Regions from separate parts of the Homo sapiens genome. Here region 1 is linked to region 2. A link is an interaction called in ENCODE POLR2A ChIA-PET data of the cell type or tissue named here. Cell type or tissue: HepG2. All regions are shown on one strand. Each heading gives the region's core, and the rest is flanking DNA. Links, peaks and the distances in the headings are about the cores only. Region 1 overlaps HECTD1 (HECT domain E3 ubiquitin protein ligase 1). Region 2 overlaps AP4S1 (adaptor related protein complex 4 subunit sigma 1).

Evidence for each region. Peaks named below come from ENCODE experiments on the same cell type or tissue, not always from the same donor. Only the 100,000 strongest peaks of a DNase experiment are listed, where the experiment ranks them.
Region 1: POLR2A ChIA-PET joins it to region 2 with 5 read pairs; 4 of 35 experiments call an interaction of 5 or more read pairs at or near these places.

Annotation. Positions count from the first base shown.
Region 1 is chr14:31,190,621-31,196,001 of GRCh38, reverse strand. The region is part of intron 2 of HECTD1 (HECT domain E3 ubiquitin protein ligase 1); the gene reads left to right. Among named protein-coding and RNA genes, the nearest start is that of HECTD1, 14 kb to the left of the region's middle. In HepG2, for the core only: no CTCF peak of the experiment used is centred there; no DNase peak of the experiment used is centred there.
Region 2 is chr14:31,087,605-31,092,931 of GRCh38, reverse strand. AP4S1 (adaptor related protein complex 4 subunit sigma 1) reads right to left here. Exons shown (of 6, transcript NM_001128126.3): 6 at 1-25. Among named protein-coding and RNA genes, the nearest start is that of STRN3, 64 kb to the right of the region's middle. In HepG2, for the core only: no CTCF peak of the experiment used is centred there; DNase peaks (open chromatin) are centred at 1,301 and 1,951; H3K4me3 peaks cover 785 bases.

The sequences.
Region 1 (5,381 bases), core at 154-5,153, 100 kb before region 2:
GTAAACAGACAGCAACTGTGTATGTGCTTCTTTTCAGTGGACAGCAGAGAGAAGTGCTGGAATGAGAAACACTGTCTGTGAGGGTTTACCTGGGACTCCAGGGGGTCCATAGGTGATTAAATTCAGGGAGCTTTTGTGACGATTACCAGAGTTTCTGTCAGCTAAAAAAATGTAGAGGCCAGGCTCCACTGGTGGCTCATGCCTGTAATCCCAGCACTATGGGAGGCCAGGGCGGGTGGATCACCTGATGTCGCGAGTTTGAGACCAGTCTGGCCAATATGGTGAAACCCCATCTCTACTAAAAATACAAAAATTAGCAGAGGTCTGGTGGCATGCGCCTGTAATCTCAGCTACTTGGGAGTCTGAGGCAGGAGAATTGCTTGACCCTGGGAGGCGGAGGTTGCAGTGAGCCGAAATTGCACCACTGTGCTGCAGCCTGGGCTACAGAGTGAGACCTTGTCTCAAAAAAAAAAAAAGTTAAAAACCACTCTTAATAGTTTCAACAGGAAAAATACAAGGAAAATTTATCAGAGATAGATTTTTATCATTTTTATTTATGGGTATGACATTGTGTTTTATAACGCTTTGTAAGTGTACTTTGCATAGTTCTTGACTGTATCATTAGATTGAATTCTTCAGAGTCAGTGAACTCTTTCTTACTCATCTTTGTGTCCCACCCCCAACACTTAGCATAGCACTTGGTGTAGAAAGGCATTCAATAGATGTGTTGAATGAATTGCAGTCAAATTTGTATGTGTATTTTAATTGGAGAAAAGCAAACTTACATCTTATAATTGGACTTTACCCCCTTTTTCTTTGCAAGGGAAAACCACAATTTTCAGCTGCTGTACCAGGAGTTATTTTTAGCTCAGCAATACCAAGAAAGTCAAGGCTGGGAGCAGAGGCAAAAATGGAATATGAAATGGATCAAAAGATGTTGCGTTATTTATTGTCTTTAAGAAACCAGATGTGTTCAGGTTTTTCAGTTAAAATATTTCATTTTTTTAAAATGAAGTGCCTGATTTACAGACTATTTTATAAAATATCTCTACTACAGATAATGCCCTTTATTTTTTTTAAAAACAGTTATATTCTTTCATGTCTTTGCCAATCTTCTGAAATCTTGGCCCAAGTTCAAGTGAAAAAAGCATATGGTAGTTATAATACAGAAAATATTACAGTTCCCAGGGAAATTCTTTCTCTTTGGAACCTCATGTAACCTTTTTTTATTGCTTCCATCAGGGAAAGATTCTGATGTCTTTACAGGTAGCATTTTGGAAACCAGTGCCTAATTTGGAGTCATCTGAAGATTCTTCATAATCTCACTTGTGTGGTTGACTACTCTGACAGGAGTTCTGTATAGACTGATTGATCCTAAAGTTTCCTAAATAGGCTTCCTAATCTATTGGTATTATATTAATAATATAGTACTCACGTTAAGATAATAAAAAAGAAGAATTTCTACCTGTAATGTAAGAGGTAAATACTTGGCAAGCTTAAAATTTTGAGCAACTGTAATTATATATAAAATTTTGTGCCTAGAAGTATCATTTTAGCATTATTCAGGGAGGGCTGTGATTATTCTATGAATGATAGTTAACTTTTTCTTAAATTTGTTTAAATTACATACGGGGAAGTTAGCTTTTTATTATTGTACATTGCTATGAGTCATGTAACCACCACTATAATTGAAATGCAGAACATTTCCATCACTTTGAAACATCATCTAGTGCTGTCCCTTTGAACTCAAACCCTTTCCCCATCCCAATGCCTGGCACTTGGTGGCCTGTTTTCTGTTGATATAGTTTTGACTTTTCTAGAATGTCATGTAAATGGAATCATATATACAATACGTAGTTTTTTGAGTCTGATTTCTTTCACTTAGCATATCGCATTTGAGATTCATCTGTGTTGCTATTGTGTCAATAGTTCATTCTCTTTAGTTGCTAAGTAATATTCCTTTTCATGGATGTTTTGGTGATTATGACCTAAACTGCTATAAACAGTAGTGTATAGATTTTGTGTGTGTGTGAGAACATAAGCTTTTAAAAAATATTTATTTATTTATTTGTTTTTTGAGACAGAGTTTTGCTCTTGTTGCCCAGGCTGGAGTGCAGTGGCGTGATCTTGGCTCACTGCAACCTCCACCTCCCGGGTTCAACCGATTCTTCTGCCTCAGCCTCCCAAGTTGCTGGGATTACAGGTGCCCGCCACCATGCCCGGCTAATTTTTGTATTTTTAGTAGGAACAGGATTTTACCATGTTGGCCAGGCTGGTCTCGAACTCCTGACCTCAGGTGATCTGCCTGCCTCAGCCTCCCAAAGTGCTGGGATTACAGGCGTGAGCTACCACGTCCAGCCATAAGTTTTTATTCTGAAATTCTTGGAGATAAATTCAACAAGATGTAGAAATTGAAAAACGTATTTCAAAATTTATATGGAAATGCAAAGGACTTATGCTTGCCAAAACAACTTTTATGAAGAACAAAGTTGGGAACTAACACTAGTCTATATTTCAATATTTATTATACAGCTACAGTAATAAAGACAATGTGGTATTGATATAAACATAGACAAATAGTACTGTGGAACAGAATATAGAGTTCAGAAATAGACTTCCACATATATGGAAAACTTATTTTGACAAAGGTACAAAGGCAGTTCAGTAGAAAAAGGATAGTTTTTTTTGTGATGCTGAAACAATTGGATATCCATATGCAGTAAGTTTAACTTTGATACTATCTCACACTATATATATTTTTAAAAACCCAGATGAATCATAGATCTAGTTGTAAAACCTAAAACTATAAAACTTCTAGAAGAAAACATAGGAGAAATTCATTGTGACCTTGCGTTATGCAAATATTTCTTTAGATAAGCACCAAAAGCACAATTCATAAGAGAATAAATTTTTATGTTCGAAGGTTTTTACTTCTAATTTAGTTTATGTGATAGATATAGGATTATCCAGGTTATCTAATGCTGCTTGCGTGAGTTTTGGTAGCATGTCTTACTTTATTTTTTTTTGAGGTGGAGTCTCGCTCTGCCGCCAGGCTGGAGTGCAGTGGTGTGATCTTGGCTCACTGCAACCTCCGCCTCCTGGGTTCAAGTGATTCTCCTGCCTCGGTCTCCTGAGTAGCTGGGATTACAGGCGCCTGTCACCACACCCGGCTAATTTTTTGCGTTTTTAGTAGAAACGGAATTTCACCATGTTAGCCAGGCTGGTCTTGAACTCCTGACCTCAGGTGATCTGCCTGCCTTGGCCTCCCAAAGTGCTGAGATTATAGGCATGAACCACCACGCTCGGCCAGTAGAATGTCTTGTAAGGAATTTGTCTGTTTAATCTGAATTTAAATTTATGGGCATAGAGTTGTTTGTGATATTCCCTTTTATCCTTTTGATATCTGTAGGGTCTTTAGTGATAAACCCCTTTTTCATCCTGATACTGGTTATTTTTATCCTTTTTATTTTGGTTAATCTGACTAGAGATTTAGCCATTGTCCAAGAACCTTTTCCAAGAACCAGCTTTTGGCTTCATTCATTTTCCCTATTTTTCTGTTTAAAGTTTTATTGATTTCTGTTCTTTATTATTGCTTTCTGCTTTGGTTTTGGGTTTAATTTGCTCTTTTTCCCTCTGTTTTCTTTCTTTCTTTTTTTTTTTTTTTTTGAGACAGAGTCTCGCTCTGTCACCCAGGCTGGAGTGCAGTGACAGGGATGTTGGCTCACTGCAAGCTCCAGGTCCTGGGTTCAAGCGATTGTCCTCCTACCTCAGCGGATTACAGGCGCTCAAGACCACACCCGGCTAATTTTTGTATTTTTAGTAGAGATGGGATTTCACCAACTTGTCCAGGCTGATCTTGAACTCCTGACCTGAGGTGATCCACCTACCTCAGGTGATCCACCTGTCTCAGTGTCCCAAAGTGCTGGGATTACACACGTGAGCCACCACACCTGGCCTTTTTCTCTGTTTTTCTTTCTTTCTTTCTTTTTTTTGAGATGGAGTTTTGCTTTTGTTGCCCAGGCTGGAGTGCAATGGTGTGATCTCGGCTCACTGCAACCTCTGCCTCCCGAGTTCAATCGATTCTCCTACCTCAGCTTCCTGAGTAGCTGGGATTACAGGCATGCACCACCACATCTGGCTAATTTTTTTTTTTTTTGTATTTTTAGCAGAGACGGGGTTTTCTCCATGTTGGTCAGGCTGGTCTCTAACTCCCAACCTCAGGTGATCCGCCTGCCTCGACCTCCCAAAGTGCTGGGATTACATGCGTGAGCCACCACGCCAGCCCTTCTCTGTTTTCTTAAGTGAAAGCTGGGGTTTGATTTTTGAAAGCTGGGGTTTGAGGCCTGAAGCATTTAATGCCATAAATTTTTCTTTATATACTACTTTAGTTGTATCCTACAAAGTTTGATGTTATATATGTATTTCAATCAGTTAGTAATTTTTTTTTTTTTTTTTTGAGACAGGGTCTGGTCCATACGGAGAAACCCCATCTCCAGCCCAGGCTGGAGTGCAGTGGTGTCATCTTGGCTCACTGCAGCCTTGACCTCCCAGGCTCAAGCCATTTTTCCCTGCCTCAGCCTCCTGACTAGCTGGGATTACAGGCATGTGCCACCATACCCGGCTTATTTTTGTATTTATTGTAGAGACAGAGTTTTGCTGTGTTGCCCAGGCTGGTCTGGAACTCCTGAGCTAAAGCCATCTGCCTGCCTCGGCCTCCCAAAGTGCTAGGATTACAGGCGTGAGCCACTGCACCTGGCCGGTCATAACATACTAAGGAAATAAGCAAATTATGGGATAGTATTTATAGTATGGTTCTACTTGTGAATTACGAAAACATAAAATGTTTAAGTATATGGAAAAATGAGGCCAGGCGCAGTGACTCAGGTCTGTAACCCCAGTGCTTTGGGAGGCTGAGGCAGGAGGATTGCTTGAGCCCAGGAGTTTGGAGCTCCTGAAACATCCGGGTAGCAGGGAGTTATGATTGCACAACTGTACTCCAGCCTAAGTGACAGAGTGAGACACTGTCTTTTTAAAAAACAAAACCAAAAAAGGTGGGGTGCAGTGGGGCATGTCTGTAATCGCAGCACTTTGGGAGGCTGAAGTGGGAGGATCATTTGAGGCCAGGAGTCGGAGACCAGTCTGGGCAACAGAGAGAGAACTTATCTCTTAAAAAAATCAATGTATAAAAAATAGGGCCTGGCGCAGCGACTCCCCACACTTGGGAGGCCAAGGTGGGAGGATTGCTTGAGCCCAGGAGTTTGAGACCAGCCTGGGCAACATAGTGAGACCCCCATCTCTACAAAAAATAAAAAAAAAGTTAGCCAAGCATATGGTGTTTAAGGCTGCAGTGAGCTGTAATTGTGCCATCCTACTCCAGTCTG
Region 2 (5,327 bases), core at 1-5,000:
GTACTTTATCCAAATTAAACATTATCTACGGTTATATTAAGGAAATTAGTTTAAAGTTAAAAATTATTAACATTCAGTAAAAATTTATGGCTTAACCTAGAGTGTTCCCAGTGTAAATTAGCCTAAGCATGAGGTTTTTTGTACAAAATTTCTGAAATTAAATTTAAAACTGGCATCCATATTAGAAATTGTTACCTTCATATATACATACCTAGTTTCACCTTGGTTAAGCTAACAGGATAAGTAGGGATAAAAATGAAACAGCTACATTTTTTAACCAAAGGGATAGGGGGTCTACTAAGTGCTAGAGAACACAGCAGTGTCATGTGGCAAGAGAATGACCTTAACTCAAAAATAGTGTTGTCTTCCCAGACAATAATAGTAACAGTAGCAACGATTTGTTGAATACTCCCGTTCCAGACAGTGTGTTGAGTTTCAGCCCTCTACAAATCTCTGATGTATGTTGTTACATATTATCCTCAGTTTACCCAGGATCAAACAGGTTCAAAGCATAGTCCAAGGTCACATGGCTAGTAAATGCCAGGTTTGAATTTAAACCCAAAGCTTGGGCTTGACTGCTCTGCTTATAGGCTCCTCAGGAGGGGCTAGACACCTCCCTCCTCAGCCCCCAAACCTCCACCCCAAAATAAATGCCTTGTACCTTCAGTTTTCTTCTCTGTCAGACAGACTGATGTAAAAATAACTATGAGGAGAAAATGAATGAAGAAGGCAGGGCATAATAAAATTTCTGGATTTCAAGACAGTATCTCTTACAAATGGGTAGTTCTAAGAAGTCATTTGAGAATGATGGAGCCACTTTGGCTTACAGGTGTTCTTACTGGGAAGTTAGTATGGGGCATGGGGAAAGAAGAAAATATTGTTAGACTATGATGTCTAGCAAACCACAAAGAACTAAATACTTCCCTCAAGAATCCCTTCAACTGAATACCTAACTTTTCTTTGGTGAAAGAAGGGGAACTGGAATGAGATGATGACAATGAATGTTTCTCAGTTTTACACCTTAATATCTGAAGTTCTCTGTCTACTTAAAGAGCATGATCCTGGTCTGTTACAAAAACAAAAACAGTTGACAGATTGTTTCAAATAAACTTCATTCAACAAATAGGTAATTAAATGCACTAGCGGAGTTCAAAATTAAATCTTTGTAAAGTGAATTGTTCCCTTTGATTTTTTTCAACCAGACCAGATATTCAAAGTCTACACTGTATTTGCTTAGTGAAGTGCAACTACACAGAATAGGACAAATGGTGAATGACTTTAAAGTTTTTATTAGGCTCTGTGTGAATATCTCATTAAGCTCTGTGCAAATAGTCCTCCAGCAGAATAAACTGTTTTCCAAGGACCCATGGGAACTGTCCTTAAGTGACCCAGAAAAAAAAAAAAAAGCGTTATTCTGATATACCTATTAATACTGTCTTTCAATTATACAGATGATTGCTTTGTCCCACGGCCAAACTGGGACTGGAATGTTAGGCCCTTGACTCTAACCTGTTCACTAGACCCAGAAGCCAGAACTTAGGTGAGACAAAGTGGGAATGGCAGCCAGGTATATATAGAAAGGCAGAGCTAAGAAGCACAGGTGGCTACGTGAAAAATGGCCTGGAGAACCTTCCTGTTATATTCACTAAGGGCAATGAAAGCCTTAGTGCCTTTGAAAATGTCGCCTTCTCCAAGATAACTTTCTTTGAGATACAAGGAAATCTAATTTTAACCCATGAATTAGTTCGGGGATCAAGCTGCTCTGTGGACTGCCCCATCTTTGGCAAGCAGATGATCTGCTGTTCAGATGTCCCCTTGAGCAACTGCCCAATTGTTTTGAAATTCAGATCAGAATTTACTGCTAAATCATATAAACCACTGACATCCCCACATTACAAGGAACAAGGACAAGGTCCTCCAGCAAGTCAATTTCCCAACATCCTGGAAACATGAGTTGCTCAGTGAGGTCACTGTATACTGTGGACATGTGACTGTGCCTGTGTATCTGTGTATCTGACTCAAACTCTAATAATCATGCAGCTTTCTGGCACTATATGGGGAAACTACAGACCAAATCCAATGTGAGGCAAAGGCCTGAAAGCTGATTTCCCCCTGGAATCTTGTGACTCTTTTAAAATAAGAATCCAGCTGTTGTTTACATCTTGATTTGGTTTATGAGCAACTTGTACACCCTGGTGAGGCCAAGAGTAATGGCATTTAGGCCATGTGCCAGGTAAGCAGGGACCAAAAAATACCCTATATGCTAAGCCCATGGAATAAACACACTGCAATGGTGACATTTGAAATAGGAGGAAGTAAGAAGGGCCCAGACTGTTGGTATACTAATGTAGTGAGCTCAGAATGGCTATTGAAAGACAGTCTTACCTTCAGGCTATAATGAACTTGACTGACTCTAAAGATCCTCAGGCAACTTGTTTTCTTTCATGGGCTCCCTAAGGTTGAGCTGACATGAGCTAGAAACAATCTCCCAAAGAGCGGAGTTACTGAAGTCCACTTTCTCCCAACCTACAAACCTAAGAGCCTTTCTGAATTTTCACATCATGTGGATTGGAATTGAACATCGTAGGGCTCCTGGAATATTAGTGCCACTTGAAATCAACTTTTTAATTACAGTGATTGAAATGAGGCCGGGCACGGTGGCTCACACCTGTAATCCCAGCACTTTGGGAGGCTGAGGTGGGCAGATTACGTGAGGTCAGGAGATCGAGACCAGCCTGGCCAATATGGTGAAACCCTGTCTCAGCTAAAAATACAATTAGCTGGGCATGGTGGCACACGCCTGTAATCCCAGCTACTCGGGAGGCTAAGGCAGGAGAATCACTTGAACCTCGGAGGCGGAGGTTGCAGAGAGCCAAAACTGTGCCACTGCACTCCAGTCTGGGCAACAGAGTAAGACTCTGTCTCAGAATAAATAAATAAATAAAAATGAAAATAAAAATAAATACAGTGATTGAAATGTTTATGGTCCCAACATTGGAATTTTATCTTTTTTTAGACGCAGCTTCTCTCTGTTGCTCAGGCTAGAGTGGAGTGGGGTGATCTAGGCTCACTGTAACCTCCATCTCCTAGGTTCAAGGAACTCTTGTGCCTCAGCCTCCTGAGTAGCTGGGAGTACAGGCATGTGCCACCACACCCAGCTAGTTTTTTTGTATCTTTAGTAGAGACGAGGTTTTGCCATGTTGGCCAGGCTGGTCTCTATAACTCCTGACCTCAAGTGATCTGCCTGCCTCAGCCTCCCAAAGTTCTGGGATTACAGGCGTGAGCCACCACGCCTGGCCCCAACATTGGAATTTTGATCTCTGGAAAATAAAACACTTTTCCATCATGAGTATTTTAACACCATAGTGGCAATCAAATTATCCTTTAACAAGTGAGAAACTGAGCAGCACAGACTCAAATGGAACCTCAAAAGGAATTCCACGGCAGAGACCAACCTAGAAACTACAATTTCTAACTCTAGATTTGGGTCTCAGATCCCTTGGTTTCTCATTTTATTTCTTTTTTTAAAAAATATTCTAGCTAAGTGTTCTTTAACAAAATATGTAGGGTGGGAAAACTTGCTTTCTCATTATTCATACTTTAATTTCCCACCAAATTAGGTAAGTGGCCAAGGGCCACTGTGTTCACATTTCCCCCAGAAAATACTACCATATAGAAGGCTATCATCATGAAGATTCTGCATAGTCCTGGAGACATTCTTCTTGTAGTATAGTATAGTCTTCTGTTCACTTTTTTTTTTTTTTTTTTGGTTAAGACAAAGTCTTACTCTGTTGCCCAGGCTGGAGTGCAGTGGCACAATCTTGGCTCACTGCAGCCTCGACCTCCTGTGCTCAAGTGATCCTCCCACCTCAGCCTCCCAATTAACTGTGACCACAGGTGCGCTGCCACGCCCATCTAATTTCTATATTTTTTGGAGGAACGGGGTTTCACTATCTTGCCCAGACTGGTCTTGAACCCCTGGGCTGAAGTGCGGCACTTTGCCTTTCTCGGCCTCACAAAGTGCTGGAATTACAAGCATGAGCCACTGTGCCCGGCCCTGTTCACATTTTGTCTCTTGCTAATGAGGCCACTGAAAAGGACTTTTTTTTTTTTTTTTTTTTTTTGAGATGGAGTCTTACTCTGTTGCCCAGGCTGGAGAGCAGTGGTGCAATCTTGGCTCACTGTAACCTCCGCCTCCCAGGTTCAAGCGATCCTCCCGCCTCAGCCTCCTGAGTAGCTGGGATTACTGGTGCGTGCCACCACGCCCCGCTAATTTTTGTATTTTTAGTAGAAGTGAGGTTTCACCATGTTGGCCAGGCTGGTCTCGAACTCCTGACCTCAGGTGATCCGCCTGCCTCAGCCTCCCAAAGTGCTTGGACTACAGGCGTGAGCCACCGCGCCTGGCTGTTATCTTTTTTTAAAGTAGGTTTTCATTAAAGGCCTACTCATATTCTGAGAACAACAGGATACCCAGCTGTGGTTTTGCTTAAAGTTTATGTAGGCTTATGCAAAATTAAATATGAAAGTCAGAGGTGGGTCAACGAGCCTGTTATTATTCTCATTTTTCCCCTAAATCTCTCTTGCTTCTCATAACTTGCTGTCACTATTCCTGACTAAAACAGAACCCACAAAAATGGAACAAAAGGAATAGGGTTAAAGCAGAGGGACCTGGTGGTGAGGAATGCTGGCGGATGAATATGGCACCTAGCGGGCTCCTGAAAGGAAACAGGAAAGTGGTCAAGGCTAGTGGGAGCCAAAAAAAACCTGGAGGCAGAACTGTCAGATTTGCAACGTTCACATCTTCCGGGCTACTGGCTGAATCCTGGGGACTGTTCCTATCCAAGACTCTCATCACCCACCATGGCCCTGGCTAGAGCTCCCATGCTGGAGAAGGCCCTGGGTCCCTCGTCTCTCAATGCCTGCCCTTCCCATGGAGGAACAGCTGCACACGTTCCCTCGGACCCACAGGCCAGTCCTCACTCTCTGGCAACGAGGCTTTCCATTTAATATTTTCAAAAGGAAAAAAGATGTTTTGAAATCTGAATGTGAACTCCACTTTTGGAGAGCATGTTCTCAACAAGACATTCACAGATACTCTCAAATTTTTTCATCCTTTCTGACTCTTCCAACCAAAGGCATTTCTCTAAAACATCTCCCCTTATTCACAAAAAAGCTTCGACAACACCAAGGCACCATGGTGACAGGCATGTTTTATTAGAGACTAAATTGCCACAGTCTACTCCAGATGATTAATTTTTAAAAAATATGTCAAATTTAGGCCAGGTGCAGTGGCTCACACCTGTAATCCCAACACTTTGGGAGGCCAA